2 separate regions of the Mus musculus genome follow, and region 1 is linked to region 2. The links are chromatin loops, found by intact Hi-C in ENCODE. Cell type or tissue: left cerebral cortex. All regions are shown on one strand. Links, peaks and the distances in the headings refer to the core of each region. The heading gives the core; the rest is flanking DNA. Region 1 holds the start of Kash5 (KASH domain containing 5). Region 2 overlaps Nosip (nitric oxide synthase interacting protein).

Region 1 (15,913 bases), core at 3,373-11,372, 120 kb before region 2:
GGTAGGGGCTCGAAGGAGGAACTGAAGCTTGCTCAGGGTTTTGTTTTGTTTTTTTTCATACAACCCAGAAGCACCTTCCCAGGGGTGGTCTTGCCCACAGTGGGCTGCCATCCACATCACTCATTAACCAAGAAAATATCCCCACAGGCTTGCCTACTGACAGGGTAACTTTTCAGTTGAGGTTTTCAGATGACTCTGGCTTTTGTCAAGGCAACAAAAAACTAAACAGCACACACAGGGTCTGATGGTCAGTAAGGTGAGAAAGACCTTGCACTTTTTGCCTCTACCTCCCGAGTACTGGTACACTACCCTGCCCAATTCACTAGGCCCTAGGGATTGAATGAGGGCACCCTCAGTCAAACACCGTACCCCTGAGCTACATGCCCAGTCCTTATCATTACATGCATGTGTTTTTAAACAGCAAGGGGTAGGAAAGTGAACATGATAGGGTCTGCATGTGGAATTCAGGGGCCCTCCTTGCACCATGTGGGTCCTGGGGATTCTTCTCAGATCGATCACCGGGATGGGTGGCAAGTGTCTTTACTCTTTTTTGGTTTGGTTTTTTTTTTTTTTTTTTTTTGGCTTTTTCGAGACAGGGTTTCTCTGTGTAGCCCTGGCTGACCTGGCACTCACTTTGTAGACCAGGCTGGCCTCGAACTCAGAAATCTGCCTGCCTCTGCCTCCCAAGTGCTGGGATTAAAGGCGTGCACCACCACGCCCGGCTGTTGGACCCTTAATAATAAAAAAGTTCGAATAGTCCACAGGCATGGACTGAGGCAGGGTGATTGCTTCAAGTCCGAAGCCATCCTGGGCTACATAGCTAAGCAGTAAGTAGAAACTATAATAGTTTGGGAAAACAGCTTGGGTACCTATTAATGCGGGGGGCGGGGGGGGGGGAGGGAATGGAGCGGAAGTGAGGCTGGACCAGACTGCGCATCATTGTGACAGTGGCGGGCGAGCCAGACCCAAAAGAAAGAACTTGGTTCAAAGACTGACAAGAAGAAAAGGATGAACAGGGAGTCCTTCGGTTGAACTCTCTCCTGCTTGGCCCTATTTTGTCAAGCAGAAGGAAAGGATTTTTGTACCGCAGAAGAAAGCTGCCGATAATATCGCGCCATCACCGCTAGCCCCACTAGTGCGCATGCACTCGATCCTCAGGTCCAGCCTATCCTCCCGAGAAGCTCTACGCATGCGCCAGCTCAAGGGTCTTCGTAAGGAGAGACCCGGGCGCCATCCACTCGGAGTGCGCTTGCGTGAGTACAAGAGCCTGAGAGGGCGGGACTTGCAGGAGGCCGGCTCATTTGCATTTCTGGCGGGAAAAGGCGCGTGTGAACACGCCTCTTCCGTGACATTCGCAACCGCCGTTCGTCGCTGGTGTCCCTCAACTGAGTCCCGACTCCAGGTACGCCCTGCCTGTGGCGACTTTCATGGCAGGTTCCCCGGTAACATCACCTGCCAGCTCCTTCAAAAACGCCCCAAGTTTTGAGACAAGGTTTCTCTGTGTAGCCCTGGCTGACCTGGAACTCACTCTGTAGACCAGGCTGGCCTCGAACTCCGAAATCCTCCTGCCTCTGCCTCCCGAGCGCTGGGATTAAAGGCGTGCGCCACCGTGACCGGCTTCCTCAGGAAAATTCTAGTGGCAACTTCGGCAATCCTGTCAGACTCTTGAAACTTCCGGTTGCTTTTTGTTGCTTGTTTTCTATTTTTGTTTGAGACAGACCCTCCAAGTGCTGCCCAGGCTGGCCACGACCTCATGATCCTCATTCCCCAGTTTTAGGATTACAGCTCTCCCAGATGTGCCCAACTGCAATCTTCTAGAACTTTTGAAACCTAACACTTAATCTATTTTGTTTTTGTGGGTAGGGTAGGTGTTTTTGTTTTGAGACAGGGTTTCTTTGTGTAGCATTGACTGTCCTGGAACTCTCTCTGTAGACCAGGCTGGCCTGTGTGCTTCTGGTTCCCACGTGCTGGGATTAAAGGTGTGCACCACCACTGCCTGGCTTTTGTTTGGGTGTTTTTGGTTTTTGTTGTTGTTGGGGTTTTTTGTTTGTTTGTTTGTTTTTGAGTATTTTGCCGGCATGTTTGTATGTGTGTCAGGTATGTGCCTGTGGAGACCAGGTGGTTTTGTATCCCTCTGAACTAAAATTGCAGATGAGGAGGAGTTCACATGTGTGTAGTGGGATTCCAACCCATATCTATCTGGAAGAGTAAACTGTTAGTCCTCTTAACGACTAAGCTACCCTCCAGGGACTCTCTAGGGCTTCAGTAAATTGCCCAGACTCTACTCAAAACCTTGGATCCTGCTGCCTCAGCCTCCTGAGTGCTGGTATCACAGGTGTAGCCCACCACGCCAGCCGCTAGGATCTTCTAGATATCCCATCAGAGTCTCCCTCAAAAACCTGTCAGAGACTTTTCCTCTGAAATCTTGGTGGAGATTTGGTGTTCAAGTCCTATCTGATACTTTAGAAATCTGTAGTTGCCCTACAAGTTCCGCCGGGGACTCTGAAATCTAGTGACACCCCAGAAATGCAGCCCTTGAATTCTAGTCCAGGGATCCCCTCCAGACTTCCTCCATGTTTAAAACCCACAAGACACTCACTGGCCACCTGATATCCCTTGTTCCTCAAGATTTTGTCCGAGTTTCCCCTTGAAAGAGTCTCAGAAAGCCTCTTCTTTCCCTGGTGCCTTCTAAAAGCCTCTGAGATGGACAGCAGGAGGATCCCCACTAGCTGAAGACCAGCCTGCTTTACACAGCTTCAGAAGGCCCACTACAGCTAAAGCTACATAATATATATTTACTAAGTCCCTGTCTCCAAAAGCCAGATAATAATGTCTCCAGAAAACATTCGGCTGCCGGAATACAGGCAAGGCAGAGTGATGGCTGCATTCCCTGAGGAAAGGGAGAGAGGCTGCTTCTCTCCCCTTCGGTGACAAAGATATAGGCTGGATCACTCCAGATTCAAAATAGATTAAGGCGGGCTTACGAGGAGGCATCAACCTCCACCCACCTCACACGTGGAGATCAGTGAAGTCACACATCCAGGCTAAGCTTAGCAAAGGTGTTTTATAAAGCTTAGACGGGGAGTGATAACGTGCCAGCTAGGGGCTGGGATTATGTCCTTACATGGTCAAAAGCTGAGACCCCGGGGGCGGGGGGGGGGGGGGTTGGCACTTATGGGTGGATAGCTGGAAAGTGGAGAGGAGAGGTGTTAGCCCCAAGTTTTGTCCTTGTGGGCAGAGTTGAGGGGAGAAGAGCAAAGGAGGTTTCTTAGCTTTTGCAGGGGATGAGCAGGGGTTCCAAACAAACAAAGGGGAGCCAAGCAGGAGGAAACCCAGGCTCTCTCTACCCTTGGCCCCAGTCCCTAGAGGGACTACTGACAGTGCCTCCTTTTCTCCTGAAAGTGACTGGCCAGTCGGGCGTGGTGGCCAGCACTAGGGAGGCAGAGGCAGGCAGATTGGATTTCTGAGTTCGAGGCCAGCCTGGTCTACAAAGTGAGTTCCAGGACAGCCAGGGCTATACAGAGAAACCCTGTCTCAGGGAAGAAAAAAAAAAGTGACTGGCCAGGCTGTAATAGAGGCAGGACAGCACTGTCAGGGTGCAGAGGAGGGAGTCCCTGTGACCACAGAAGCCTGTGAGAGTCAAGCCCACTCATAAATATAGGCCTTGGGAGTGTCTGTAAAGATGTCTCAGTGGTAAAGAGCACTGAGTTCAATTCCCAGCAACCACATGGTGGCTCACAACCATCTGTAATGGGATCTGATGCCTTCTTCTGTCATGCAGGCATGCATGCAAATAGAGCACTCATATAAATAAATAAACAAACAAACAAATAAATAAATTTTATTTTTAAAAAGGGGGAGCAGCATGGAGATGGCTGGTGGAGGAGAAAAACAACAGAGTTGATTTTCAACAGAGAAGAGCCTAGAGAGAAGGCCCGGTGGTTAAGAGAACTTGCTGTGTGTCAGCGTGAGGGCACATGCCTTTAGTCCCAGCACCCTGAAGCAGGTGGATCTCTTGAGTTCAAGGCTGGTATTCCTGGCAAGTGTTAGGCCAGCCAGATCTCCAGAGAGAGACTCTTTGTTTGGAAAAGAAAAGAATAAGAAGCCACTGAGACACTTACTACTTTTGCAAATGACCAAGTTTTGATTCTCAGATGGCACATGCCAGCTCACAACCTTCTCTCTCCAGTTCCAGGTGCTCTGATGCCCTCTTCTGACCTCCACCACATCACAAAACACATTTAAAAAAAAAAAAAAAAAAGGGTGAGAAGCAGGCCTGGTGATGGCCATGCACATTCTTTTTTTGTTTGTTTGTTTTGTTTTTTGGGGTTGTTTTGTTTTGTTTTGTTTTGTTTTGTTTTTTCGAGACAGGGTTTCTCTGTGTAGCCCTGGCTGTCCTGGAACTCACTCTGTAGACCAGGCTGGCCTCGAACTCAGAAATCCGCCTGCCTCTGCCTCCTGAGTGCTGGGATTAAAGGCGTGCACTACCACCGCCCGGCGGCCATGCACATTCTTGCCAAGGCAAAGAGATCACAAATTCAAGGCCAGCCTGGCCATCTTAGGGTGGCTTTGTTTCCAAATACAAAGAGAGCCAGAGTGTGTAGCTTAACAGTAGAACACAGGTATTAATCATTAGTAAGCAGCTGCCCTGGGATTTGATAGTAGAGCACTTGCCTAGAATCTACCAGTGAAAGATTGAAGGTGACTCAGTGATAAAAGTGACTGGAAGTAGGGAAGAGCACTAGGAGGCCAGCAGTCTACAGAGGACCCCATGGTCTGCCTACAGGCAGGGAGGGAGCCTGCTGGGCTGTAGTCAGCTCCAGATAGAGTGAAATGTTCCAGAGAACAAGAGGCAGGAAGGCAAGAGTCCCAAGCAGAGACATAGTAGGAGCAGCAGGCCACTTTACCAAATGGCATGCAGGTTAGATGACTGCTAGACGATATAGCATGATTTGGGGAGAGAAAGCTGCTGGCCCAGGCCACACTGTGCCTCTGTTGCTAGACCCAAGCAGGCTCGGACTCAAAGAAGCCACAGCCACACAGGTCAAATCTGCAGCCTGTGGGAATGGACTGGAACCTGGCAGGAAGCTAGGACATGGGCCACAGAGAACAAGGTGAGCCCGAGGTCGGACTGTGAAGAGACCCAGAAGAGAGCAAGATGGAATCTCTAGGACAGGAATGGTGACTTGTTGGGTTATGGGGAAGAGAGGTGGCCTCAAGCCCTAGGGGCAACAGTTGACCCCACCCTCTTGCCTCCCCCTTTGATCTTGCTGCTGCCTGCTCTCTTCAGTCCTCAGGTTGCCATCCCACACCTCAAAGCCATAAAAACAGGTTGGAGTTGGGATGGGGATGGCAAACAGGTTCTGAGAACCCTGAGGGCCTCGGGCAGTGATGGAGCAGTTTAGTCAGCCGAGAGTGTGGCCAGTCTGAGGAAGCCATCACTCTGCTTGTCCTTGTAGGAGCTATCTGGACATCCTTTCTTTTCCCCAACCCTCCTCACAGTGGAGGGAAGCTGAGAGCTTCGACAGCAGCTGTAGAGGAGCATCAGGAGTGGTCCATGGACCTGCCGGAGGGCCAGGCTGGTGGTCCAACTGCACAGAGTAAGTATCTGCCTGCAGGAGGAAGAGGGAGCTGCGGGTCAGGCTGGGAGCAGGAGAGATGCTAGGGTGGGCAGAGGCAAAGGATGCTAGGATAAGTGTCAATTGTGTGCCTGTCACATGTCTGCCCTATCTCCTCTCTGGAGGGCTATTGAGGACAGAAGGCTCCACACACTATAACACCCACACTTCGCACCTCTTACTTTGGGTAAAACAGGTACCCTGTCACCTCTATCCCTCCTACTGCACTTGCCTTCCCAACACTGGTGTCTGTCTAGCACCTGCTTAGTCTAAGACTCTCCCCGGAGCATGGCTGTACAGACCCTGCTCCACTCGTGTGTGTGTGTGTGTGTGTGTGTGTGTGTGTGTGTGTGTGTGTTTGTGTGTGTGTGTGCGCGCACGCACGCACCCACACAGTGCAGAAGAGCAGAAGATGGAATCCAAGGTTTTATGTGTGCTAGGCAACCAGTCACTTCTGAGTTGTGATCCCATCTCCCAGTGTTGTTTTTGTTTTATGAGACAGGATCTGGATTTGAACTCTCACTGATCCTAGCTCAGCCTCTCAAGTGCTGAGATGACATTCGTGTACCACCATGCTCAGCTCTCATATTTAATTTTTAATTTTTTAAAAGAGAAAAGCTGGGTGGCGGTGGTGGTACGCACCTTTAATCCCAGCACTCAAGGAGGCAGAGGCAGGCAGATCTCTGGGTTTGAGGCCAGGCTGGTCTATAAAGCCTGGTCTATAATTCTAGGACAGCCAGGGCTACATAGAGAAACCCTATCTTGAGAGAGAGAGAGAAAGAATGCATAGCTGGCAGAGGGGTCACACCTATAGAACTGAAGGGTCTGAGAAAATAAGAAAGTTGGAGGCCAAGTCAAGCAGGTGGTGTAAATGGTATGTTAACTGATTTTATGTAACTTGGTTCATATACCGACTGTTTGCTGTGTTAAGCCTCATGGAAACATGCCAAGTTATTCCTGTGTTCACAGACATCCTTGAGAACTAGGATGTGCCTTACACTAACAGAACGCTCCGTTCCAGCTTGGCCTGCTTACGTGCAGGAGAAGAAGCACGTGCAGTGGGCCTCTGCACACTGGTGCTGCTGCCCCAGATCAATGCCTGTTTTGCTGTGGGCAGATGCAGACAAGTGGGCGTGGGAGCCAGCGCGCATCAGCTTTCGGAGGAAGGTGCTGGCTCACTGACTCCTGTGGGCCAGCCTCTATCTCTATGTCCCTAACTCCTGTTTTCTTCCCCGCCGATCTGTCTCTGCCCTATCTCAGCAACTCTTTTCCCCAAGAATCACCCTCCTGGTTTCTCTGTCTCCATCTCCTGAGGCTGTGCTAACAGGGAGGCCAGCCTGATGGGGTAGGAAGCTCCAGCGTCTATATAGGCAGTTCCGACTAATGCAGGAACACCTGTCTTTTAGGCTCCTGGGAGTCGACAAGTACGCCTGCAGCTTTGCTCAAGGCTGAGATCTGCACCCCAACCTCAGGGGTAGCCTCTGCAAATAGGAGGGGTTTACAGGCAAGACACCAGCATGCTAATAAGGCTGGCTAGCTTGGGAGATGACTGGCATCTAAACCTTGCCTGCACCAGCAGAGGGCGAGCAGCCACCAGGAATTAGGACCATGGCCAGGTCAGCTTCTGAGATTGCAGACTGAAAAGGAAGAACACACCCACAGGGGAAAGCCGAGGCTGAAAGACAGGGATGGCAAAGAAGAGAGAAGGCGCTTGGGACAGAGTATCAAGATTAAGATAGAGTACAGGGTGGGGGGAGAAAAGGGACTGAAGGACACAGGACAGAGGCTGAACATGTGAGAGAGGTTGGGGAAAAATGAGAACAATGGTCCAGAAAGAGCAGGGTGGTGGTCATGCACGCCTTTAACCACAGCACATAGAGGCAGAGGCAGGTGAATCTCTAAATTCAAGGCCAGCCTGGTCTACGGGGTGAGTTCCAGGACAGCCAGGATGCCAGGACTACACGGAGAAACCCTGTCTTGAAAATCCCCCCCCCCAAAAAAAAAAAAAAAAAGGAGAGAGAGAAAGGGGGGGGGGGACGGAACAGTGTCTTCCTTCAGGACCTCAGGAAGGGACTATGCACCATTGGCCTTTCTGGGCCACAGCACAGAGTCCTCCTCTGTAACACGGGACGGTGGAGAGCAGTAGGCCAGCTGAAGTCTTCTACCTCCCCAAACTAACCTGCCCTACTGCCCTCCCATGGGAGCCAGAAGAGTCCAGGTCAAACTGGGGTACAGCATCCTGGAAGTGTCAGGGTGAGAGAAGAGACTCTGTGCTGGAAGGTGCCTGTGACCGCTTGTGCTGCCCGTCTGCCTCAGACTCCTCGTGTAGGGATAGGAGCTGCTGCGGTGCTGACGCTCCATGAGTGCCTGTAGTTACAGACCACGCAGAGGCCCACCCACATGCATCCATTTCTTCCCCAAAAGGGAGGGGGGCTTTCTCAGAGGATACTGCTGACACTCAGAGGGGGTGGGGGGCAGGACAGGGGTCTCTAGTGCCAGCTCAGACTCTAACCCTGCAGCCATGTGCAATGGGCACTCATCTCAGCAGGCCAGGCTGTCAGAGGTATGAAAGCCACCTCCAGCTTGGAGAAGCTCTGTTTATTGAGTGCCTGCTGTATTCATGTGATGTGAATATAGCTAGCTGCAGGCCAACAGACCCTGGAAAACAGGAACATAGGCAGGCACACAGTGGGTCTGAGCCAGGTGAGAGCTGCCCTACCAATACACACAGGCCACACACACATATGAACACACACATGTAAACACATAAACACTCCACATTTGCATAGACACATGTGCACATACATTGACACACATGCATACACATATTGCACATACACACCCAAACATCACACACTCACTCCGACACTCACACCCACACACACATGCCTGCACTCACATCTTTACATATGCAGAAGGAACAACCCTCTCACCCTCCTGAGGGGGGTTTTACTGACACAGAAACAGACCTCCCAAAGAAGAGGCTTGCCACAGACATGCTGCAGAGCTGCTGAGTCAGGGGAGTCTGGCAGGAAACTCAGCTCCTAACCAGTCCCCTGCCACCCCCTGCTTCCACAGCCCCATCCCTCCTCTTTATCTTGGTGTTGGCCCTGAGTCCTCCAGCTCTGATGACGCCATGCTGAGGATGTGGAGAGGAGAGACTTGGTCCCTGGGGCAACTGGGAGAAGGGCTGCAGCGGGTGGGATCGATGGAGGCTGCCCACGCCTTATTGGATTGTTCCTGGCTCCTCGGCCACCTTCATCCTGCCTCCCCCTTGCTTTCCTCAAGCCTGGTCCCCCCTGCCCATAGCCCGGGAGACTGGAGGAGGGCAGGGCTGAGGGTCATCTCAGAGCTCATTAATGGCTTCCAGAGTCCATTGGCTAACCAAGCCTTAGGCAGACAGTAGGGGCATCTCCTAGCCTAAGAGATGGGACTGCTTGAGAGCAGTGACTCAAAATCCTCCCTGTTGCCACCTCCCTGGAAGCCTCCCGCTGTCCTTTACCAGTCCCCACCACAGAGCTTTCAATGAAAGTCCCCCAGACTCAGCAGAGCCCAGGCATTAGGATCATGCTCCTGGTGTCTCCGCATTGAGAGGGGACCCCCTTTTCTCTACAGTGTACCTCTGGGAACAGCCCGAGGAAGCGAGTTCAAGGCCACTGCTCAGCCTAGAGGAACAGATCCTTAACTCCACATTTGAAGCCTGTGACCCTCACAAGACAGGTGGGGGCTGGGGATCCACAGGAAGGGCTGGACCCGGGCTGCCCTGCTTAGGGGTCCTTCAGGAGTAGGGTAAGGGCATGGATCAGGGGATGAGTAGCGGGGCTTGGGCCCCAGGTACATAGTTAGCCTCTGGCCTGGTTACAGCAGTGGCTGCTGCCCTGGCTCATGCTCTTTGGTCCACTCTGAGATGGACTGGAAAACTTAACTCAGGAGAGGGACTTGCCCCAGGTGGCTCTGCATGCTGTAGGGCAGGCGTGTCATCAACCTGCTGATGACAGACACTGTTCTTAAACCGTGGCCTGTCCCACTGGCCATTGCCCAGTCCAGGTCTCCCTACCATGCTCTGTCCCAGGCACTGTGACTGTGGCCCACCTCCTGGCCTACCTGGAGGCTGTGACAGGACAGGGACCTCAGGATGTGCGCCTCCAAACACTGGCCCGGAGCTTGGACCCTTATGGAGAGGGTGCTGGAGCCACTGTGGAACTGGACACCTTTCTGGTGGTCATGCGGGACTGGATTGCTGCCTGTCAGCTGCAGGGGTGAGTCCCTACACCAGCAGCCTCCTACCTAGGAAGACTTTCCTCACGTCTGCTCTGCAGTCAATACTAGTTAGGCCCAGGAACCCCGTGTGGTTGGCTTGGGACTAAGGAGAGGCATCTAAAAGGACACGGAGGGGTGAAGGGGTCTGAGAACCAGCTGCCTTGGGTGATGGTGCAGGGGTCCAAGTAGAAGGAGCAGGGCGACCATAGGAAGGGCTGCCCTTCACAGCCCAGGCCCTGCCATCTGGCTTCACCCTTACCCATAGAGCCTCTCTCCCTACAGCCCTCCTCTCCTCCATCACCCCACACCTCTGTAGGCACAGGTCATGGCTGTGGTGACCACAGGGGACCTGAGCCTCTTGCCTTTGATACAGGGGATTAGAGCGGGCAGAGGAGACCGCCTACGAGGGAGCCCTGGCTTCTCCACACCTGCCATCTGGTGAGACTATTTATAGAAGGCGCTGGGTGGCAGGGGTCAGCGGGGGTTAGCAGGGACTTCTCATCTACTCGCTCCACACAGCAAGGGCTAAAGAGATCTGGGGCCTTTGCTCAGCCTGCAGCTGTGGTGGCTTTCTGGTGCCTTTGGGACAGTCCCACTCTGGACTTCAGGCTCAGGTTTTCCAACCCTTCCTCCCATCTCCAGCCCTAATGTAGAGCCTGAGGGGACTGCAGCCTCCACGGTATCTAGCTGAGGCCTGGGGCACCCACACTATGAAATCTTCACTTGGCACAGGGCAGTCTTGGCTCCCCATCCTGCCCCACCACACACACCTCGTACACCTGCTTCCCTTCCCTTGAGAGCAGACATCTGTCCCAGCTGTATCCCAGCCCTATACTGGGGTGCTGAGTGCAGGAACTCACACCTCAGAGGTGTATGGCTAAAACGTGGCTTTACAGAACCCAGACTGTAGCTCTCTTGGCATTCTTTTTTTGTTTGTTGGTTGGTTTGGTTTCAGAGGGTTGTTTGTTTGTTTGTATTTGTTTTGTTATTGTTTCTTTGAGACAGGGTCTCTCTCTATAACTCTGGCTTTCCTGGAACTTACTATGTAAACTAGGGCTAGCCTTGAACTCACAGAGATCACCCTGCCTCTGCCTCACTACTGCTGGGATTAAAGACTTGCAAGACTTGAATCTTGAGGCTTCTGTTTTGGGGGGCAGGGAGGGCTGTGAGCAGCAGAGGGGTAGGTCACGTAGACAAGTCGGAGGGTGAGGCTGGAGAGTGCCCAGGGAGAGACTAAGGGAGTGGTAGAGCAGAGAGTCCAACAGATGGCAGGCTGCTAGTGCGGAGGCCTGAGGAGGGAAGCTGGGGCCAGGAGAGGAGTGGCTTGGGAAGTGGAGGTATCTATCTAGCCCTCCTGACTGGCTCAGAGACCTGGCTGAGCTCCAGGCCAGTGTGCGCAAGCAGCCTATAGAATAAGAGTAATTCAGCCCAGGGAACCCCAGAGCTACACATTAAGAAACTGGGAGGCCAGAATCCTGGGACAGTCCCAGGGTCCTTGGACACCCCAACATTTAATTTACCAGAAACTCCAACCTCCTGTCTCTTTCCAGTGTGCCCAGAAGCTGAGGAGTCAGCCAACTTAGAGAGCTTTGGAGGAGAAGACCCCAGGCCCGAGGGGTGCCTGTCCTCCCCTCCCCCACTGCAACCCCACTCCATTTTCTCCAGTCTCTCTGGGGTGCGGGAGTGGGGAGACTGATGTCTCGGCCTAGGAGAGCCTTGGGCTTTCCTTCTGATCTTCCTCAGAGGAGTATTTTCTGACTGCCAGCACCTGCCCCACCTAAGGAAGCTATGGGAGAGGGAGGGGGAGCAGGAGCAGGTTGGTCACCAGACCCTTGCTGTCCTCAGGCCTGCCACAGCTGAGCTGCTGAGCAACCTGGAGGACCTAGAGCTAAGCAACCGGCGTCTTGCTGGTGAGAATGCCAAGCTACAACGCAGTGTGGAGACTGCGGAGGAGGGCTCTGCACGCCTAGGGGAGGAGATCACAGCCCTGCGCAAGCAGCTGCGAAGGTTAGGGTTAGGGTACCCGTGCCTTCCTCGGTGACCCTACCCTGGGCTGTGTGGGAGCCTGGGATCTAGGTACTGCTGGCACTCTACCGCCCAGCCTTGTCTTCCATCTGCCTCTGTGTGGGGCTTATCTCCTAGCCTTTGGCTTCAGTCTTGACTGCCTCATTCCAGTTTTGCCCTCTTTCCCACCCCGTACCCCTTTCTTCCTTTGCTGTATGGCCCATGTTCCCTTCCTGAGTGAACACTGTCTCCACCCCACATTACACCCCAGTCCCTTCTGTGCCCCTTGGCCTACCTCGTGTCTGCTCCCAGGCTCCCTCTGTCTGTCTGGCATATTTTGCTCTGCTTCTCTGCCTGTCTCCCCTCACGTCTGTGCCACCTCTCAGTACCCAGCAGGCCCTGCAGGTGGCCAAGGCTTTGGATGAGGAGCTAGAGGACCTGAAGACTCTGGCCAAGAGCCTAGAGGAGCAGAATCGCAGTCTGATGGCCCAGGCCCGGCACACAGTGAGTGCTGGCAGGGAAAAGGACAGGGGAAGGGGCAGAGGTTAGCTGAGTTCCAGGTCCTGCTCACCCCACACTCCCCCAGATGGCAGGAGTCGTGCCCCCACCCCCACCCCGCCACAGCCCACCCCCACAGCCCAGCTCTTCAGTAATACAGGCTCTGACTGCATTCCTGGGTCAAGGAGGCACTGGCACTGGGACCAGAACTGATTCTGTTCTCTCTGGGGTGGGCCAGGAGAAGGAGCAGCAGCACCTGGCGGCTGAGGTAGAGACGCTACAGGAGGAGGTGAGCCGAGGCCCACCCACCTTCAAGGGTTCCTACCCCTATCCGGCAGACCCAGCATCCCACATGCTGTGATAGTCCCTGGGGGGCATTCATGGGGAGGCCCTGGCCAGTTCTTCTTATGTCTGCATCATGGTGCCCTCACCATCAGGGGAGCAAGCCAGTCAGTGGTCTCACCTCATGTGAGGCTTAAACTAGAAAATGCTTAGAAAGTTCCTAACTCAAGGTAGGATATATAGGGTGTGCACAGTAAAATCCAACAAGCTGGTATAGTGTTCCGTGCCTGCCATCCCAGCACTCAGGAGTTTGAAGCAGAAGGATTTTGAATTCAAGACTAGCCTCAGCTATGTAACTAGACTGTCTGAAAAAAAAAATGTCACATGCCTTCGTTTTTATCAGTGTGTTGGTGGTGAGTTTGATCTCTGGCAATGCAAATGAAACTGCAAAAACTTATAAAACATTGTTTTAAGCATAGGCATTGAGTCACCCTAGGAGCACGATAGGCCACTTCCAAGGATGCTGCTCTTTCTTTCATTTCTGAGGGGTTTTGTTTTTTGTTTTTTGTTTTTTTTGTTTTTGTTTTTGTTTTTTGAGACGGGGTTTCTCTGTGTAGTCCTGGAACTTACTCTGTAGACCAGGCTGGCCTCGAACTCAGAAATCCACCTGCCTCTGCCTCCCAAGTGCTGGGATTAAAGGCGTGCGCCACCACACCCGGGTCCAGCTTTTTTTTTCCTGCTTGTAGCCTCATAGTCACAGATGGTTTAAGGCAGGGTGCATGCACCCACAGACACACACACACACTCACACACTCACATACTCCTGCCCCTCTGTGTGTTGTTTCAACAGCCAACTCACCATATCGTTGGCTGGGGAGGATCCCTTAGCCACAGCTGCAAGGGAGCCTGGGAGGACGAGGAAGCAGCCAGATAGGAGGGGTTGGGACAGCTGTTTCTATAGCAGACAGGTTTTCTTGTCACTGCCCCCAGGGCATGTCATGCAGGCGGCAGGAGTCAGCTGTGTGAACTGGCCACCTGCACCCCTGCCTCCTACACCAGGCCCTGTGCCCTGCAGAGGGACTTCTAGGCATGCAAGTTCAAGCAGAGCTAGAGCTATTCTCAGCCCCTTGCTGACCCACTGCAGCTGCCCACTGAAATCTAGAGATTGAGATCTCAGGTTACACCGCATGGCCTGCTGGAGTAACAGGATACTCGGTCTCCCAAAGTCTGGCTGCTGGCTGAATCCCAAGGATCTACAGCCGGTGCTTCTGCAGGAGGCTGCACGGTGCTGAGATGGCTTTTGGGTCCCACCAGGTGGACAGGTGTTGACACAGCACTCCCAGCTGTCCTTCCTCTGCCCTTCACCCAGCAGCCCGAGCTGCTGAGATGAATGACGCACTGGTGACCGGGAGCAGGGATGGGGCTAGATACCAAAGAGCTACTGGCCTCGTCTCCTGGGCTCTGGAGGAGGATGTGGCTTGCTAGACTTCAGGTGCCTGGAACCTTGGACTTGGAATTGTCATATTCATTTGTTTGTTTGTTTGCTCATTTGTTTGTTTAAGACAGGTCTTCTCTGTGTAACCCTGGCTGTCCTGGAACTTGCTCTATAGATCAGGCTGGCCTCGAACTCAGAGGTTTGCCTGCCTCTGCCTTCTGAGTGCTGGCATTAAAGGCATGTGCCACCACTGCCCAGCTTTGTTTTTGTTTTTTAAGATGAGGTCTTGTTATATAGCCCAGGCTGGCCTGGTATTAAAAGTTATCCTCCTACATCAGCTTGCCTGGTGCTGAGATGACAGCTGCATTTCCTCACACCCAGCTTCGGTCACACTGGAGAGCTGTTGTGGATGCCTTTTCCTGACCTCAGTGTCTCCCCTGGGGAGGCTCAGCCCAGGCACCACCTCCTAACCAAGCCCTGTGGCTGTTCTACCACCCAGCTTGAGTCTCTCAGTGAGCCTTGGGCTTAGTGTAATCTGTGTCTTCCTTGTTCCACTTCTGGTCCCTGTGCACCTTGTGCATACAACACCACCACTTCTCACGAGGCTTTTGTCACCCAGAGTTTTATCTGCGCCCCCCCAGAGGCTGAGTGTTAGAGGTGGGACTGGGCATCACACAGATGGGGCAGCCTTGCCAAGTCTCGTAGCCTCTGTTCAGTTCCTCCTGTAGAGCTGAAGGGAAGGATGCTATTAATGGCTATATAGCCACACACTTACAGAGCCAATGTAATATGGACAGTGCCAGCCCTGGATCTACCCACCTGCTTGCAGGTGACTGTGAAGTCACTACAGGGGTCCACATCTGGGGGCATATGTCTGCCACAGGCCAACACCCTAGGTGGAATACAAGAAGACGGGGTGATTTTGTTGCCAACTCTGGAATTACATTTTACTAAAGGAAATAAGTTGTCATAAGTAGGTAAACACTGGGGTTGCTCCAGGCAAAATGGGAGATTTGCTTTAATAAAATGACTGAGTTAGACAAGAAAGCAAAAGAAATAAAGAAAAGGAGGAACCAAAGTCTAGTTATTACAGTGGGCATGAGGGTGAGGTATGATGGCTCATACCTGCCTTCCTGCTAAAGCGGGAGGATTACAAATTCAAAGCCAGCCCAAGCTATATATTGAGACTGTGTGTGTGTGTGTGTGTGTGCATGTGCGTGCGCGCACTTGCAAGTATTCTGGGCTCACTATACTTTAGTTTCGTATGTTAGGAAGCATGAGTTTCTTTAATTATCTATAACTGTTCATCTCTAACATTTATATCTGGTGCATGCCAGGCGCATGCTGACTCAACTCTAATGTCTGTAATCATTCACGTTCACTGGCCTGTGCTAGCATGAGTAAGAGCTGTGTGACATGAGACAAATTACTCAGCCCCTCTGTTCCTGAGTTGCCTTTATCTCATTAAAACTGGGAAAAGAAATGGAGTCATACATGCAAAGTACTTAGATGTACTCATTCACTCATTTAGCTCCCAGGGACCTCATACAATCTAGGTATCACCTCATTGGTGGGGAAACCACCTATGGAGAAAGGGCAGACAAGGTCCCTCCCTTCAGGGTGATGGAAGAAAGGGGCTGCCTGGAGAGCAGCCATGGCAGTGAATGGCAGCTGTCCACCTCACACTCCTGGTTGGTGAGCATGGCTGTCCTCCCTGCAGAATGAGAAGCTGCTAGCTGAGAGAGATGGAGTGAAAAGGCGGAGTGAGGAGTTGGCCACAGAGAAGGACGCTTTGAAGGTGCGGAACGTGTACTCA
Region 2 (15,913 bases), core at 4,118-12,117:
GCCATCACCAAGTCCCCATTTTTGTCTTATATAGGTACAAGGGTAACTCTATATATGACAGGGAGGGGCCTAGGTGGGCGGGGTCAGGGTTGAGATTGACTGCGTCTCTAACTGTAGGGGCAGGGCCTCATTGGGCAGAGCCAGAGACTGACATTCATTCCCCTCGCAGGCGGATCGTAGACCGCATGGATCTTGCTGGGGACAGCGACGGCTGGGTGTCCTTAGCTGAGCTCCGCGCGTGGATCGCGCACACACAGCAGCGGCACATCCGTGACTCGGTGAGCGCAGCCTGGCACACCTACGACACGGACCGCGACGGGCGCGTGGGTTGGGAGGAGTTGCGCAATGCCACCTATGGCCATTATGAGCCCGGTATGCCCACCTCGCCTTTGCCCTTTGACCTCGCTTTTAGGATCTTATCCCTGATACCTTCCCTCCATTTCAAATGTCATTTGCTCTTCCTTCTGAAATCCAATCTATGTGACAAGTTGACTGGAGACTTCACATTCGTGGCAGGAATACTTAATGTTTAACCCTGTTATCCAGACCCATATGTGGCACTGGTGTCTTAGCTAGGGTTAATATTGCTATGATGAGACACTGTGACCAAAAGCAAGTGGGAGAGGAAAGGGTTTGCTTGGCTTACGCTTCTACGTCTGCGGTCCATCACTGAAGAATTCCCTATAGCACTGGTTCCCCACCAGTGGGTCACAACCCCTTTGTGAGATACTGTGTCAGAGATACTGTGTTTCAGATAGTTACACTACAAGTCATAACAGTAGCAAAGTTATAGTTATGAAGTAGCAACACAATAATTTTATGGGGGTCACCAGAACTTACTGGGCTGTATTAGAGGGTAGCAGCATTAGGAAAGAGACCATAACAGCCTTACCTATGGCCCAGTCTTAGGGAAGCGTCCTCTCAGTTGGGGTTCCCTCCTCTCAGATGACCCTGACCTCTGTCAAGTTGACATAAAATTAGCCAGCACACCTGGTTAGCAGTCTTCCTCAGTCTCAGCACTTGAGAGGTGGAGGCAGGGGGATAGCCCAGAGCTCAAGGATAGGCATAGCACAGGTGACTCTGTCCATCCTCCAGGGACCTTAGGAGACAGACATCTACCTCATTATTAGTCTCTCCCACCTTCAGTGTTGTGTTGATAGGGTTTCTACCCCAAAACTTTCTTCTGTGGAGTCCAGATCTCCTCAGTTCCTCAGTTCTCTGCACTTTACATATGCTGTTCCTCCTCCGGAGAAAAGCCCTTCCCTGCTGTCTGTCATGGAGTCAGAGCCAGTCACTTACTGTATCAGAAAAGAGCTTCGGGGCTAACCAGGCCAGTGTCCACTCCCAGTCAATGTCATTGTACATTCAGAAGAGTGGACAAATGGAAAAGGCCATGATCTGGCTTTGTGTGAGGATCAAGTGGAACATTGTAGGTGACAGGACAGAAAGCAGACTGGGGAGTGGGGATGGTGCAGCTCCCCTTTAATCTCAGCACGTGGAGGGAGAGGCAGGCAGGTCTCAGTGAACTAACGGGCTACCCAGTGAGCTCCATGTTAGTCTGGGCTACATAGTGAAACCCCATCATAAAAACAAAAGATTGTAGATGAAGACTATTGAGGACATTCTCAGGGCTGCGGAGTTAGTCTGTGACGCCACTGACTGTGTCATAGCCGATACAGGAAACTGAGTATATTACACATGAAAATTATTATTCTACATCTCTAGGGACTGAACCCAGAGATAGGAAAGGCTGAGCCACACCCCAGCCCCTCACTGGGGGATTCTAGGCAGGGGCTCCCTGCTGGGCTGACAGTCTTGCTTAGTTACCCAGGCTGACCTTGAACTTGCAATTCCCTTGCTTCAGTCTTTTAAGTATCGTGAATGACAGACCTGCCCACACACCCATGATGTGGCTGACACATGTCCCTTCTTACACTCTGTGGCAGTCCTTCCACTAGCTGGGTCCTTCTGTTTCCTAAGTCCCAGATCTCGCCTCTGTGACCACACATTCACCCACATCTGCCCTCCCCAGGAGAGGAGTTTCATGATGTGGAGGATGCCGAGACCTACAAGAAGATGCTGGCTCGGGATGAGCGGCGATTCCGGGTAGCCGACCAAGATGGCGACTCCATGGCTACTCGGGAAGAGCTGACGGCCTTTCTGCATCCGGAGGAGTTCCCTCACATGCGGGACATCGTGGTAGCAGTGAGTAACATTGTGCAGAACATGTTTCCCAAACCTGTCCTGGGTCCCAGCATCCTTCACAAGGATTCCGGGCCCCCACCATGTCTAGTCCCCATCCAGTGCCTGGCACCTCTTTATCAGACCTTCCTGTGTTCCATTAGGTGTCCAATCTCCAGCCTGTCCCCAGGCAACCATATCCTAAGAAGAGACTCATGTGAACACCAATTGTGTCCAGGCCCAGGAGAACACAGTTTATTTGAAATGCACATGTAACACGCTGTGATCTAATCATATCTCAGATACCAGACATGGAATGTACTTACTGGAAAGATGGCTGGGCGTGCAGGTGCTGTAGAGGCCACAAGAGGGCGCTGAACCACCTGGACCTGGAGCTACAGGTGGTCATGAGCTGCCCACTGGGTGCTGGGAACTGCACTCAGGCCCTCTGTGAGATAGCACATACTCTTCACCGCTGGGCCATGGCTCCACTTCTGGTTGCTATTTGTTCCTTGAAACTGGGTATTGACCAGGATGTGGGGCTTGCTGGTCAGATTAGCCTGGCTGACCAGCTCTCCCAAGGCATCCTCCTGTCTCTGCCTCCCCGGCTCTGGGATTATAAGTGTGTCCCACTAGCCCATCTTATGCAGGTGTTGAGTAATGCAATTCAGGTCTTCATGCCTATGTGGTAGCTACAGGGATCTTGTATGTTTGCTTTGTCTCTTGGGGTCCACTGCTAATCGTGATGAGCATTGAGCTCTTGAACTTGAGGAAGTGGAGTCTGTCTGTTTGTCTGTCTGTCTATCTATCTATCTATCTATCTATCTATCTATCTATCCATCTATCTGGGTTTCTGAGGCAGGGTTTCTCTGTGTAGCCCTGGCTGTCCTGGAAGTCACTTTGTAGATCGGGCAGACCTTGAACTCACAGAGTTTGCTGATCTTGCTAGCACTGGAACTAAAGGTGTGCACCACCACTGCCCAGGCAGAAACCATTTTTTAAAAAGACTTATTTATTATTATATCTAAGTACATTGTAGCTGTCTTCAGATGCAACAGAAGAGGGCATCAGATCTCATTACAGATGGTTGTGAGCCACCATGTGGTTGCTGGGATTTGAACTCAGGACCTTCGGAAGTGCAGTTGGTGCTCTTAACCACTGAGCCATCTCTCCAGCCCCAGAAACCATTTTTTTTAAATTAGGACAGATAGCATGAAGAGTAGCCGTGTTGGTGTATGTGCCAAAAAATGGTCCATGTGCCAGAGAGATGGCTTAAGAGCACTTGCTGTTCTGGCAAAAGTTGGGGTTCTCTTCTCAGCCCCAGAATAACTCCAGTTCTGCAGGGTCTGACGGCCTTATTTGCCTTGGAGGGACTGCATGCATGTGGTACACAGCATGCAAGCAAAATATCCATATACATAAAAATACATCATCCATGAGCCTGGCAGTGGTGGCAGATGCCTTTAATCCCAGCACTCGGGAGCAGGCAGGTCTGTGAGTTCAAAGCCAGCCTTGAGTTATATTCCCACCAGGACTACACAGTGAGAGCCTATCTCATAAAACCAGACAAAGCTGGGCAGGATTGGACATGGGGGTTCCTGGCTGCCTTCCACTGGACACAAGTACATCCCATCCCAGTAACATCCCAAGGCCCCGCCTCTCCTCCCCGTGGGCAGTGCTCAGCTGTAGGTACACTGACCCTTCACTCCAATGCCTCTCCCCAGGAGACCCTGGAGGACCTTGACAAGAACAAAGATGGCTACGTGCAGGTGGAAGAGTATATCGGTGAGCAAAGCCTGTTCCCACCTGAGGCCTGCCATCTCCTGGCACCAAGGAGAGCAGAGGTCCTCACCCTTCAAGCTGCATGGATAAAGCCCCACTGTGTGCAGAATCTACTGCATGCCGAGCCCAGGGAGCATCCATTAGGAACTTACTGCAGAAAGCACCAGAGAGAGAGGACCCTTTGGGGATAGCCTGGGGCTCACAATAGCTCAGGGGCTTTGCTGGTTGAACCAGACTCAAGATTTGTCTTGTTTCCATAACAGTGTCTCTCTCCAGTTGACCTGTTTAGGGCCATTTGAAGTGTTTCCGCCTGGCCAGCCAGCCCTGTGCTAGGCCTCGGGCTGTTTGACTCAGGGAGGTGCTAATGAGGATAAAATATGATTTTGCTGGCTTAAAAAAAAATTTTTTTTTGAGCTAAGTCTTCAGTAACTCAGGCTGGCCTTGAACTTGCTATGAAGTGAAGGACACCTTCAATTCCTGATCCCCATACTTCCACCTCCACAGAGCTGGGTCCATGGCACTGCAGCCTTGCCCTGCTTAGACAGTGCTGGGACAGAACCCGGGGCTTTGTTTTAAACAGGGACTCCACCAACCTCGCTACGTCTTTAGCCCCGACTCATGGGATTTTTTGAGTTTGAAAGGTTTATATATGAAGTATTCCATGCAACCAATATGCAAGGATTTATAAGAAATGAGTGCCTTATTTTTCCCCCGGGTTTTCTTTCTAAATCTTTTGTTTGTTTGCTTGTTTTTGTTTTTTTCCGAGACAGTGTTTCTCTGTGTAGTCCTGGCTGTCCTGGAACTCACTCTGTAGACCAGGCTGGCCTCGAATTCAGAAATCCACCTGCCTCTGCCTCCCAAGTGCTGGGATTATAGGTGTGAGCCACCAAGCCCGGCTCCTCTAAGTCTTTTTAAATAACATGTTTTATCCCTGAAACAAATTTGACAGATGTAGGATGAATGACCAAGGGGTCTGGTGGCCCGTGTGTGGGTGTGTGTGTGCAGATGGGATGGAGAGGGAAGAGTGCGGAGGGAGGCGTGTGGGTACCGCGAGGATGGCTTTTGGGATGCAGGACTAAGGTCTCCCAGGCTCCCGGGCCTGCCCTAGCCCTCATCTCCCCCACCCCCACATCCCCTTCAGCGGACCTGTACTCCGAGGAGCCTGGGGAGGAGGAACCTGCCTGGGTGCAGACAGAGCGGCAGCAGTTCCGAGAGTTCCGGGATCTGAACAAGGACGGGCGACTGGATGGCAGTGAAGTCGGTTACTGGGTGCTGCCTCCATCCCAGGACCAGCCCCTGGTGGAGGCCAACCACCTGCTGCATGAGAGCGACACGGACAAGGTGAGCCTGGGCTACTACTGCCTGCACGCAGGTGGGTCCGGAAACAGAGAGAGAAACGGAAAGAGACCTAGAGACAGATCCGGAGAAACAGATGGGGGCCGAGGCCTAGAGGAGAGAAGCCAGGCAGAGGAGGGGCCCTAGGGACAGCCTGGTGGGGATGTCCCCCGTGGGCCCTGCCTCCTGCTGACCACTCTGCCCACAGGATGGCCGGCTGAGCAAAGCTGAGATCTTGAGCAACTGGAACATGTTTGTGGGCAGCCAGGCCACCAACTACGGTGAGGACCTGACAAGGCACCATGATGAGCTCTGATCCCCATGTCTCTCAGACTTCCGACCACATGACCACATGGGGGACAACCGCGGGGCCACTGCAGCCAGCCCCGCCCCCAGGACACAGACTCAGCTCTGGTGTTCCTGGTTCTTGGGCCCTCAGTCACCTTCTCTCCCTGAGACCCCTGTCACCAACCCTGGGACCCCCCAACCTGCCCAGGATACTCAGGCACTCAAAGATAAGTGACACCCACTGATAGCATCCCAGCACTGACGCGGGGCCACATCCTGACCTAACCGCAATTTGAACTCTGAATGTCAACAGCACAAGCTAACCTGTCCTGCCTAGGAGCAATAAAAGCTGTTGCTGGGGTCCCCTGCTCTGTCTGTCTGTCTGTCTGTCTATCTGTGGGTGGGGGGAAGGATACTGTGAGGAGATGGAGGAGCATGCTGGCGCTGAGTGCGGAGGGCCTCAAGAGGGCGTAGTCCAGCGGTGATGTCCCCTCCACAGGGTCACATACATTACGATTCATAACAGCAAAATCACCGTTAGGCAATAGCAACAAAAATGATTTTATGGTTGGTGGAGATCCGTCAAAACAAGAGGAACTGTGTTAAAGGTTGAGGAGCACTGCTCTCGGGCATCTGGGCATGCGAGATGGGTGTTAGTGGACGTTTGAGGGCGTTCCCAGAGGCCGAGAATAAAGCCAGCAGCCTGGGGGCCGCAGGAAAGCCAGGCAGGAAATGCAGCCCGCCCCTAAGTGCTCCAGGGTGGGGAAGCACAAAACCACAGCTGGAGAAACAACCACAGCTCTCAGTGAAACACCCCGCGGTGAGGGTTCTGAAAATGGAATAGCCAGGAATGAGGAGGGAAAGCGCCTCTGTGTCAGCTGCATTGAGCCACACGGAGAGTGATATACACCCGTAATACAGCAACGCGAGGGCAGAGTCTAGCGCAGGAGGACGTCCGGGTGTTCATGTCTGGCCTGTTTGGTTTTGTTTGTTTGTTTAAAAAAAAAGGTTGGAGGGAAAAGGGGGGAAATAAAATGTAATTATATTTTAATTTAAAAGCGGAAGGGGTGCAAAAAAATAAAAAAGCCAGGCGATGGCACACACTTTTAGTCCTAACATTTGGGAGACAGAGACAGACAGATCTCTGAATTTGAGGCCAGCCTAGTCTACAAAGCCAGTTCTAGGATAGCCAGGACTGTCACACAGAGAAACTGTGTCATGAAAAACAATCAACCGGGCAGCGGTTGTGCACGCCTTTAATCCCAGCATTTAGGAGGCAGAGGCAGGCAGATTTCTGAGTTCAAGGCCAGCCTGGTCTACAGAGTGAGTTCCAGGACAGCCAGGACTGCACAGAGAAAACCCTGTCTCGGGAAAAAAAATAAAAGAAAAAAAGAAAGGAATTGGAAGGGAGAGAGAGAGAGAGAGAGCAAGCTTAGCGGTTAAGAGCACTGACTGCTCTTCCAAAGGTCCTGAGTTCAAACCCCAGCAACCACATGGTGGCTCACAACCATCCTAACAAGACCTGACGCCCTCTTCTGGTGTGTCTGAAGACAGCTACAGTGTACTTACATATAATAAATAAATCTAAAAAAAAAAAAGAAAAAGAAAAAGTCATAAAAAAAGAGAGAAAGAAAGAAAAGTGTATGTGCATGTGTGTGCATGCATGTGTATGCATGTGCATGCGTGTGTATGTGTGTGTGTGTCCTGCAGATGGATCCTAGTGTTGGGACCCCAGCACCCATGCCAGGCAGTTCACGTGTGCCTGGGACTCCATCCCAGAGCAATCTCATGAATTTTCTGGCCTCTCAGGGCACTCGTTTACACACTCACACAAATAAAATAAGCAGTGGGGTGTGGGTGCTGGCTGCATAGCTCAGCAAGTGTCCTGGGGATTAAACACTGTGAGAAAAAGGAACCTGAGGAAAAAAAGGCTTATTTCAGACCACTGCTCATCATTCCGGGAAGTTGGGGCGGGAGCTGATGCAGAAGCCTTGGAGGATACTGGCTGACTGGCTTGTGCCCCAGGCCTTGCTCAGCCTGCTTTCTTACAGCACCCAGAAGAACCTGGTCAGGGTGGCCCCGCCCATAATGGGCTGACCCTTCCTACACCAATCATCATTCAGGAAAAACTCCACAGACTTGTCTACATGCCAACGTTATGGAGGCCTTTTCTCAACTAAAATCTTTCTGCCTGGGGCTGGAGAGATGGCTCAGCAGTTAAAAGCACCGACTGCTCTTCTAGAGGTCCTGAGTTCCCAGCAACACATGGTGGCTCACAACCATCTGTAATGGGATCTGATGCCCTCTTCTGGGATGCAGGCATGCATGCAGGCAGAACATTGTATACGTGATAAACAAATCTAAAAAAAGGATTCTTCCTTCCTGGGGCTGGAGAGATGGCTCAGGGGTTAAGGGCATTAGCTGTTCTTCCAAAGGCTCTGCACCCAGACAGCAGCTCATAACGGTCTATGCAACTTTATTTCCAGGGGATCACACAGACACACACACACACACACACTCAGACAACACAACCAATGTATATAATAAACGAACAAGCAAATAAAAGACTCTTCCTAAATAAACAAATAATAAAAGGTTCTTTCTTCCCAGACGACCCAGCACATGGGTAAAGGTGTTTACTAGTAAGCCTGATTGCCTGGAAGATTGGACACAGAACTTTTTTTTTTGTTGTTTTTTTTTTTTTTTTGAGACCGGTCTGTGCAGCCTTGGCTAACGTGGAAGTCATTTTGTACATCAGGCTGGCCTCGAACTCAGACATCAATCTTCTCCTGACTCTTGAGTGCTGAGATTAAAGGTGTGCACCACCATGCCCAGTTGGAACCCCAGAATTTTTTTGTTTTGTTTTGTTTTTTCTAGACAGGGTTTCTCTGTGTAGCCCTGGCTGTCCTGGAACTCACTCTGAAGACCAGGCTGGCCTCGAACTCAGAAATCCCCTGCCTCTGTCTCCCAAGTGCTGGGATTAAAGGCGTAACCAACCACGCCCGGCTACCCCAGAATTTTTTAATGAGGTCCATGCCAGGCCAGTGCCTTCCTAAACATTCCAGACTGCATAACATCTACAGTGCTCATCTTCAGAAAAAGTGGTGACATCGCAAGGGCTTTGACATACAGCTCAGAAGAAGAGACTTCAAAGTCCCCAAGTGCCGGTGGAAATGTCATCCAATTTAGCCCAGTCTGTGTATTCCGGAGCAGACACAATTACTTACCAAGGCATGGAATGGCGCGCGTGCCCTCTGCTGGCGAGTTCTGGGACTACCGGCTGGGAAATCACTGGCTCTTACAGGGGCTTGCGTGATGCTTCCCTGGGGGGTTCAGTATCTCAAGGCAGTTTATCTTGTTTGTTTGTTTGGGGTTTTTTTTGAGACAGGGTTTCTCTGTATATTCCTGTAGACCAGGCTGGCCTCGAACTCAGAAATCCATCTGCCTCTGCCTCGTGAGTGCTGGGATTAAAGGCGTGCACCACCACACCCCGCATCTTGTTTATTTTTATTGAATTTTTTTTGTGTGTGTGCGGGTCAGACGATGTGTTGTGATGGTGTTTTCTTCCCACCATGTGGATTTTAAGGATTTAGGAGTTTTATTCTTGTCAACTTTAAAAGTTAGCAAACCAAGTAATGGGTCTTAAAGCATTGGGTCAGGGTTACCAGAGTTAGGACCCAGGCTCTGAGCTCTACCCTCTAACAACACTCCAGTTTCTTACTGTGGCATCCCAGGCATGTCCCACTGAGCCACACTCCCTCTCAGGCTGACAGTAGTCGAACCTGAGTCTGTTTTATTCTTCAGGAGAAAATTGTTTTTTTGTTTTGTTTTGTTTTGTTTTGTTTTGTTTTGAGACAGGGTTTCTCTATGTAGCCCTGGCTGCCCTGAACTCACTCTATAGACCAGGATGGCCTCGAACTTAGAAACCTGCCTGCCTCTGCCTCCTGAGTGCTGGGATTAAAGGCGTGCGCCACCACACCCCACTCCTTGCTGAGTTCCTTGGATTGAACCCCTAAACAGCAAATATAATTCAACTGGGTTCAGCTGGACTTTAATCAATATAGTTGGGGTACCTCCCTAGCTTTCTTCTCGGAACTCCTGTCATCCCTCTCCCTTCCTCATCTGCTGGTGGATGGCAGGTGTGTACCGCCAGCCCTGGCTGGGCTCTGCACTGGCATTTGGTAGTCATGGCTTGACCCTGTCCTGGGCTAAAAGCACACACCATTTAAAAGCAACTTGGCATTTTCTAAATGTTGGGTCTCCAAATTTTCTGATGTTTTCTTCTTTCTGGTTACTTTACGTACTTGGGTAACATCTGTATTTGGTGTGTCCCTGTGTGTGACACCCACAGGCCAGAGCTGGGTGTCTTCACCCACTGCTTACATTACGTAGGGAGAGGAGGTCTCTCACTGAACCTGGAATGGGATGGTGTGGATCATCAGCAAACCCCAGGGACCCTCGTCTCTGATGCTAGCATTACAGGGATCTGAACTCACACCTTCCAGTCTGTGGACTCTCAGCCCCAGCCTGTTTAAATTCTAAGCCTCTCATCGGCAGTGACGTTCTGCCCTCTAGTGGCCGCAGGTGGACATCTGATTTACTGGCCAAGAGGCCCTTCCAAATCTTTGAAAGGTTGTGTCCTTGACAGTATCTTATCAAAATTATACACAAAGCAGCAAACTACGCACACAGGAAAGACCCAGGTGCCCCCACACACTCCGGTAATGTGCGACAAGGGCAGTGAAAGCAGGGGGTCAGTGTTACAGGCGCACACCACTATGCCTGGAATATACGTTTTGTTTAAATATTAGCAACAGACTTACAGGATGTAAAATTATAAATACACAAGTTGCCACACATTGAACACATCTTCTCATCACTGCATGGCCAGTGTTTTGGTTTTTTCCATCAAGAATTTGCCCAACAGCCGGGCGTGGTAGCGCACGCCTTTAATCCCAGCAGAGTCAGGTGGATTTCTGAGTTCGAGGCCAGCCTGGTCTACAAAGTGAGTTCCAGGACAGCCAGGGCTACACAGAGAAACCCTGTCTCGAAAAATAAAACAACAAAGAATTTGGCCAGATTTAAGGACTCAAATGTATATAATTGTTTCTCTTATTCTGAGGCAGTCTTATACAGCACAAAGTAGCCTCAATTTTGCAGCAGTTCTCTTCTGTGATGGGATGGAAACACGGGGTGAAGATGGCTCAGTGGTTTAGAGTGCTTGCTGCTCTTGGCAGAGGACCCAAGCCTGGCCCCCAGCATCTAGACTAGGCTACTCAAGGCTGCCTGACCCCAGAGCCAGGGGTCTGACAGGTTAGTACGGCCTATGCAGGCATTGGACTCATGTGCACAAACCCCTCCCTTAGATATACATTAAGGAACTCAACACTTGCTTAGTGTGTGCATTTGCCAGTACAAAGAGAAAAGAAAGCTATTTTTACTTGGAGGCAGGGATGAGGGTGGTCTGCGTCTCTTTGAGCAAGTTTAAGGGGGCTGGGGAAGGGAAGTTGGCTCTTGAGAGATATTCTCAGGTGTTCAGGGAAAGAAGAGGAGGAGGGTACGTGCATGTGAAGCAGTGTGCAGTGTGTAATGGGTCTGTAGGGATCGCTGGGGGAGGGGCACTTGGTGGGGGCAGGTCCATGTCTAGGGGTCTCGGGAGGTAGCTGGCCTGGGAGTGCTATCACGAGACTTGCACTTCTTGTTCAGGGCACCCTCTTCCAAGTCCTGCCTGAGGCTGGAGGAGACCCACAGGTTCACGCCGGGGTTTCTGCCTGGTCCTAAGTGACTGAGTAAATCCCAGGAGCCCAGGCCCACACCGCAGGCCCACTCCTTCTGTCGCCGGGCCTACAATGAGGCGCCAGGCATCCAGATGTTCACATCCACGTTTATTAGGCCACGGCTCAGGCCTGCATCACTGGCCGAGACATTTCTGCCTGTAGCTTCACTCCGGAGCCCGCAAAGCCGGTGCCGCCCTAGAGAGGAGAGAAAAGAACAAGCTGGAGGTGCCTCACAGGCTGGGCTCCCAGCAGCAGTGGGGGTTCTGTTGGGGGGGGGGGGGGCAGAGAAATAAGTCCCAGGGCAGGAAATGGAGGGCATTCAGAACATCGAAGAGTCTGGACAGTGGGAGTGTCTTTGACAAAGGGGAGGAGCCCAAGGGCGGAGGAGGATGGGGCATTAGAAAGAAAACAGTGCCATAGAAGAGCCAACAGTGTATAGGGAGGAAAAACGTGAGGGGTGGGCAAAAGGGGGCCGGGTGGAAGACAGGTGGGTATGACACCAGGGGACAGTTTGCAGTGCAGGCTAGGATGGGGTGCGGGCTGCGGTGAGGGCTGCGGTGAGCGAATGGCAACTCACCCGCTGCAGCACGATGATGTCGCGCTCTGTCAGCGTGTCCCCATTCACGGGGTCCACCATGTCCTTCCGGATCAGTTTCTCAACACACTCCAGGGTGACCACAGCCCCACTACAGTGGAAGACAGTGCCAAAAGTCAGCCCCGTGGAATCTCGGACCCTCGAGCCTCTTCTCCCCACACCCCGCACTCACGAGGGACGCAGCACTGCGCACGGCGTGGCATTGCTCAGACTGTCTCGGGTCACTGCGCAAACGTAGCGCTCACTGCGTGTGATGAGTCCCACGCGGTCCACAGAGTCGTCCAGCTGCGTGAAGCGCACTGACGTCAGGTCCGACATGCGCAGTGGCTTCCCGGACATCGGGCAGGTCACCGTGCGGGACTACAGGTAGAGGCAGGGTCAATAGGGGAGAGGGAGAGGGTCCGCCATGTGGGCGGTGGAAGGGGCATGAGGGGCGGGGAGAACGGACTGCAGCAGCAGGAATCCTGGACATTGGGCCCTCACCGGCTTTTCCAGCTTGGTGGCCTTTGCCTCGGGCGTTAGTGAGGGAATCCAGAAGCTGGGCAGTGCTTTGTCCTTGTCCTTGCCTACGGGACCCACACTGGGCCCTGGCTGTTCACCCTCTGTGGAAGGGAGAAGCTGGGGTACACACTTCAGGAAGCCACCCCCTAAAGACCCGACCAAGGGCAGGTATTTCTTGTCACCTGTGTTGGGCAAGGTGGCAGCCTTGGGCATGAAGGGGTTGAGGGGCCGGCTCACGATGGCCGCCTCCTTCTCTAGGAAGCCTCTAACTTGGTCCTGGGCTGCAGCTCGCTGCAGCTCTTTCTGCTCTTCTCTCCTCGCTCCTCGCTGCTTCTCATAGGCCTGGGGGAAGAGGGACCTGGGTTAGCAGTACCAGGGCCCACCCTGGTGTCTACCCCACCCCACCAGTGTGGGGACAGAGCCCTGGGCAGCTCTGGCATAACTGGCAACAGTTGTTGACACTTTCGTGTTCTTTTGCTAAGGTGGCCCTGGCATTTGCGTCCGTGGCTTCCTACTCAATATGGAACCCAGTCCTCCTCCTGGGAGGGCCTCCTCGGTCTGAAACTCACTGTGCAGCCAAGAGTGACCCTGAACTTCCGACCTTCCACCAGGCAAGCCATGCATCCCCATTCCTGGTTATCCGTGCTGGGGTTGGGACCTAGGGCTTCATGCTATTAACCAAGCTCTCCCCAGCCACAAGGCCAAGTTTCTAAAGTGCTTAGACTCTGATGACCACATGGCTAGCCAGCGAACCCCTGTCCTGCCACAGTGGGTGGGGGTGGGGGTGTTGACTCAGAAGTCTATAAATAGTACGGTGTGCTGGGCTCCCTGTGACCAGAACAGTAAGGCATGCGCCCATTGCCCACTCCTGCCTGGCACCCAGCAGGTGTCAAGTAGTCAGCTCTGGAGACTCCCTGGGTCACCCAGCTGAGGTGGTGACATTAACAATGCCTGAGGCCATGAAGGCCTCCAATGAGGGAACCAAGGTCAGGGAGAGTCTAGCTAGCCCTGGTGTGTGGGAGACACAGAGTCTGTGGAGCAAGTACTGAGCATGCATGAGCCGAGGCGACAGCAGGATGGCTGCAGGTGCTTGGCCTGTGAAGCCCGGGTGCCATGCCTGGTCCAAAACAAGGGCCTGCCAGTGTGTCTCTCCCCACAGAATGAAGGACACCCAGCGTGCCTGCTGGGCACTTAGATTATCTATTTGTGTCTTGCACTTGCTCTGTGCACCCTCTAGCTTCACCCTGGTGGCCATTGTACAGCGTAAGACCAAGCACAGGACACACTGTATCCATTTACATCTCAAGCCCCTGCTAAGTGCCTGGAGCTGAGAGCATGGGAAGCTGCTCCTGTGGGCCGTGGGCTGCGCGCCTGCGGTCCAGTGTGGACTCAGCAGTGAGTACGAGGGCACCAGGGGGTCCGGGGGTCCAGGTGGGGTTAGCAGGTGCACCCCAGAGGGCCTGGCCCGCAGGAGGTCTATGCGGATGCTGTCTGGGCTGAGATCTGAGTGGAGAGAAGCGGGAGGTAGATGGCATTCCAGGCAGACGCCACCATTGCAGAAACTGCCCTGCCAGGCTAGGAAGATGGCTCAGCGGTTAAGTCCACTGACTGCTCTTCCAGAGGTCCTGAGTTCAAATCCCAGCAACCACATGGTGGCTCGCAACCATCTGTAACGGGATCCGATGCCCTCTCCTGGTGTCTTCCTCCCCTCAGCCTCCATCACCTTCACCTGCCGGGCGATCTCTCTCTTCTGGTGCAGGATGTACTCCAGGATCGCTTCCCTCTCATACAGGTAGCCGTCTGGCCTGCAGAGGGAGGGGATGAGGGACGCACTGGCGTGGGCTCAGCCGCAGGGTCGGGTCCCCCTCCACATGGGGTACCACCAAGCATATTCAGGTGAGCATCTCTATTCACTCCCTGCCCTGGATACCACTAAGTACCTTTAGGCAACGTCTTCACAGCACTCCTTTCAGTCCTCTCTTTAGAGAGACAATGTACTGGAGCTCAGGCTAGCTTCAAACTACTATGTAGCTGGGGCTTGCCTTGAAGGCCTCGTCTTCCTGTCTGCATTGCCTGAGTGCTGGGATAACAGGTGTGCATCACACCCGGCTTTCTGTGGTGCTGGGATGGACCAGAGGTTCCTGCATGCGAGGCACGCACTGTACCCCGAGTCAGCCTCAGCCACTAGACTAGCAGTGCACTCGCTCGCCCAACTGCACCTGTGGTGGAGGTGAGCTGCCTGCCTCTGGTGAGGGCTCTGAGGCTCTGAGAGGTCTGCTAAACCCACACACACCAGCTGCCCCTTTGCCCCTCCCCTGCTTACGTGACCACAGGGTCATGGCAGGGCTGCAGAGAGAGACAGCAGCAGTCAAAGTCTTTCACAGCGTCCCGGCTCAGTCGAATGTTCTGGGTCCCATAGCCCGAGGCCGCTGGGGACAGAACAAGGTGGGAATGAAGACATGGGTGGGGACATGCCCTCCACCAAATGTCGCAGAGAAGTGTGTAGGTTTGGTGGAGTCTGAGAGAGTCCACAATGGCTAGGTCAGCTTTTTTCCCCAGAAGCGGGGTGAAGAGGCTCAGGGCTCCCTCCCTCTCCCGGGGTGGGGACCACCACTGTGGCTCTCGGCCTTCCTTTCGGCAGAGCTGGCCAGGAATGGTTAAGAGGAAGGGGAGCAGACGTGGGATGGTATGTTGGATGGGCCACACTGTCTATGGCCACCATCATTAGTATAGATGGGAAAGAGACAGGCCACTCAGGGGCAGAACAGGACAACAGGGCAGAATTAGAAAGCCACACCTCACAAAGGGTGAAACTGAAGGTGACAGTGATGTCCCTAGGATGGTACCTGTGTCCTTCTTCTTCTCGTGGTAGGTGTAGACGGCCCCTGCAGTGCAGTTCTTGCCATGCCGCGTCATCCTGTCTAAGGGGGGAAGTGTCAGGGTGACCCCAGGGCACTCACACAGGACATGAACAGCCTCCTGGGCTTGTGGTCAGTAGCCTGCTCCTGAAGCCTGTTCAGGTCGCCGAAAACACAGCCCTAAACCACAGCAGTCCGTGGGTCTCAGCAGGGAGGACAGAACACCAGGCAGTGCCCAGCCACTTCCTTTTGCCTTTGAGACAGAGTCTCACCATGTAGCCCTGGCTGGCCTCAAACTCTACCTCTGCCCCCTAAGAGCTGGTTTAAAGGCCTGAACCACTTTAAAAACAAAAACAAAAAAAAAAAACTCTGTCTTCCTCTATTGCCCAGGCTGATCTTGGATTCCAGGCAAACCTCCTGCCTCAGCCTCTTCAATGCTGGGAAGACAGGCTGTGCCACCACGTCTGTGCTAGGCAAGTGTGTGCATGCGGAACTGCATCCCCAGCCTTCCCTATGTTTCTCATCTCTCCTTTCAGTTACTAAGCCATTGGGGGTCAGGGGAGGCAGGAGAAGAGTTCAAGGGAGGGGGTAGGGAG

The links. Hi-C counts contacts between places; a loop is a spot of excess contacts. Peaks named below come from ENCODE experiments on the same cell type or tissue, not always from the same donor. Only the 100,000 strongest peaks of a DNase experiment are listed, where the experiment ranks them.
Region 1: it touches region 2 in a loop (3-fold over the local background); 11 of 42 quality-filtered maps call a loop at or near these places.

Annotation. Positions count from the first base shown.
Region 1 is chr7:45,189,932-45,205,844 of GRCm38, reverse strand. Kash5 (KASH domain containing 5) reads left to right here and starts at 953. Exons shown (of 20, transcript NM_201374.2): 1 at 953-1,253; 2 at 5,460-5,600; 3 at 9,234-9,338; 4 at 9,691-9,877; 5 at 10,252-10,316; 6 at 11,429-11,495; 7 at 11,724-11,885; 8 at 12,269-12,386; 9 at 12,619-12,669; 10 at 15,818-15,895. The coding sequence starts at 1,142. Gm31097 (a long non-coding RNA gene) reads right to left here. Exons shown (of 4, transcript XR_391430.3): 3 at 14,917-14,989; 4 at 14,555-14,842. In left cerebral cortex, for the core only: a CTCF peak has its summit at 7,186 (motif pointing right); DNase peaks (open chromatin) are centred at 6,702, 7,215, 8,054 and 8,626; H3K27ac peaks cover 3,332 bases.
Region 2 is chr7:45,072,957-45,088,869 of GRCm38, reverse strand. Nosip (nitric oxide synthase interacting protein) reads right to left here. Exons shown (of 9, transcript NM_025533.3): 2 at 15,306-15,380; 3 at 14,783-14,888; 4 at 14,183-14,264; 5 at 12,642-12,801; 6 at 12,442-12,560; 7 at 12,131-12,318; 8 at 11,941-12,049; 9 at 10,367-11,558. The coding sequence starts at 15,375. The coding sequence ends at 11,487. Rcn3 (reticulocalbin 3, EF-hand calcium binding domain) reads left to right here. Exons shown (of 7, transcript NM_026555.2): 3 at 170-372; 4 at 2,033-2,205; 5 at 3,906-3,966; 6 at 5,105-5,304; 7 at 5,507-5,956. The coding sequence ends at 5,614. Among named protein-coding and RNA genes, the nearest start is that of Rcn3, 11 kb to the left of the region's middle. In left cerebral cortex, for the core only: CTCF peaks have their summits at 6,064 (motif pointing right), 7,122 (motif pointing left), 8,842 (motif pointing left) and 10,166 (motif pointing left); DNase peaks (open chromatin) are centred at 5,687, 6,343, 8,841 and 10,137; H3K27ac peaks cover 1,709 bases.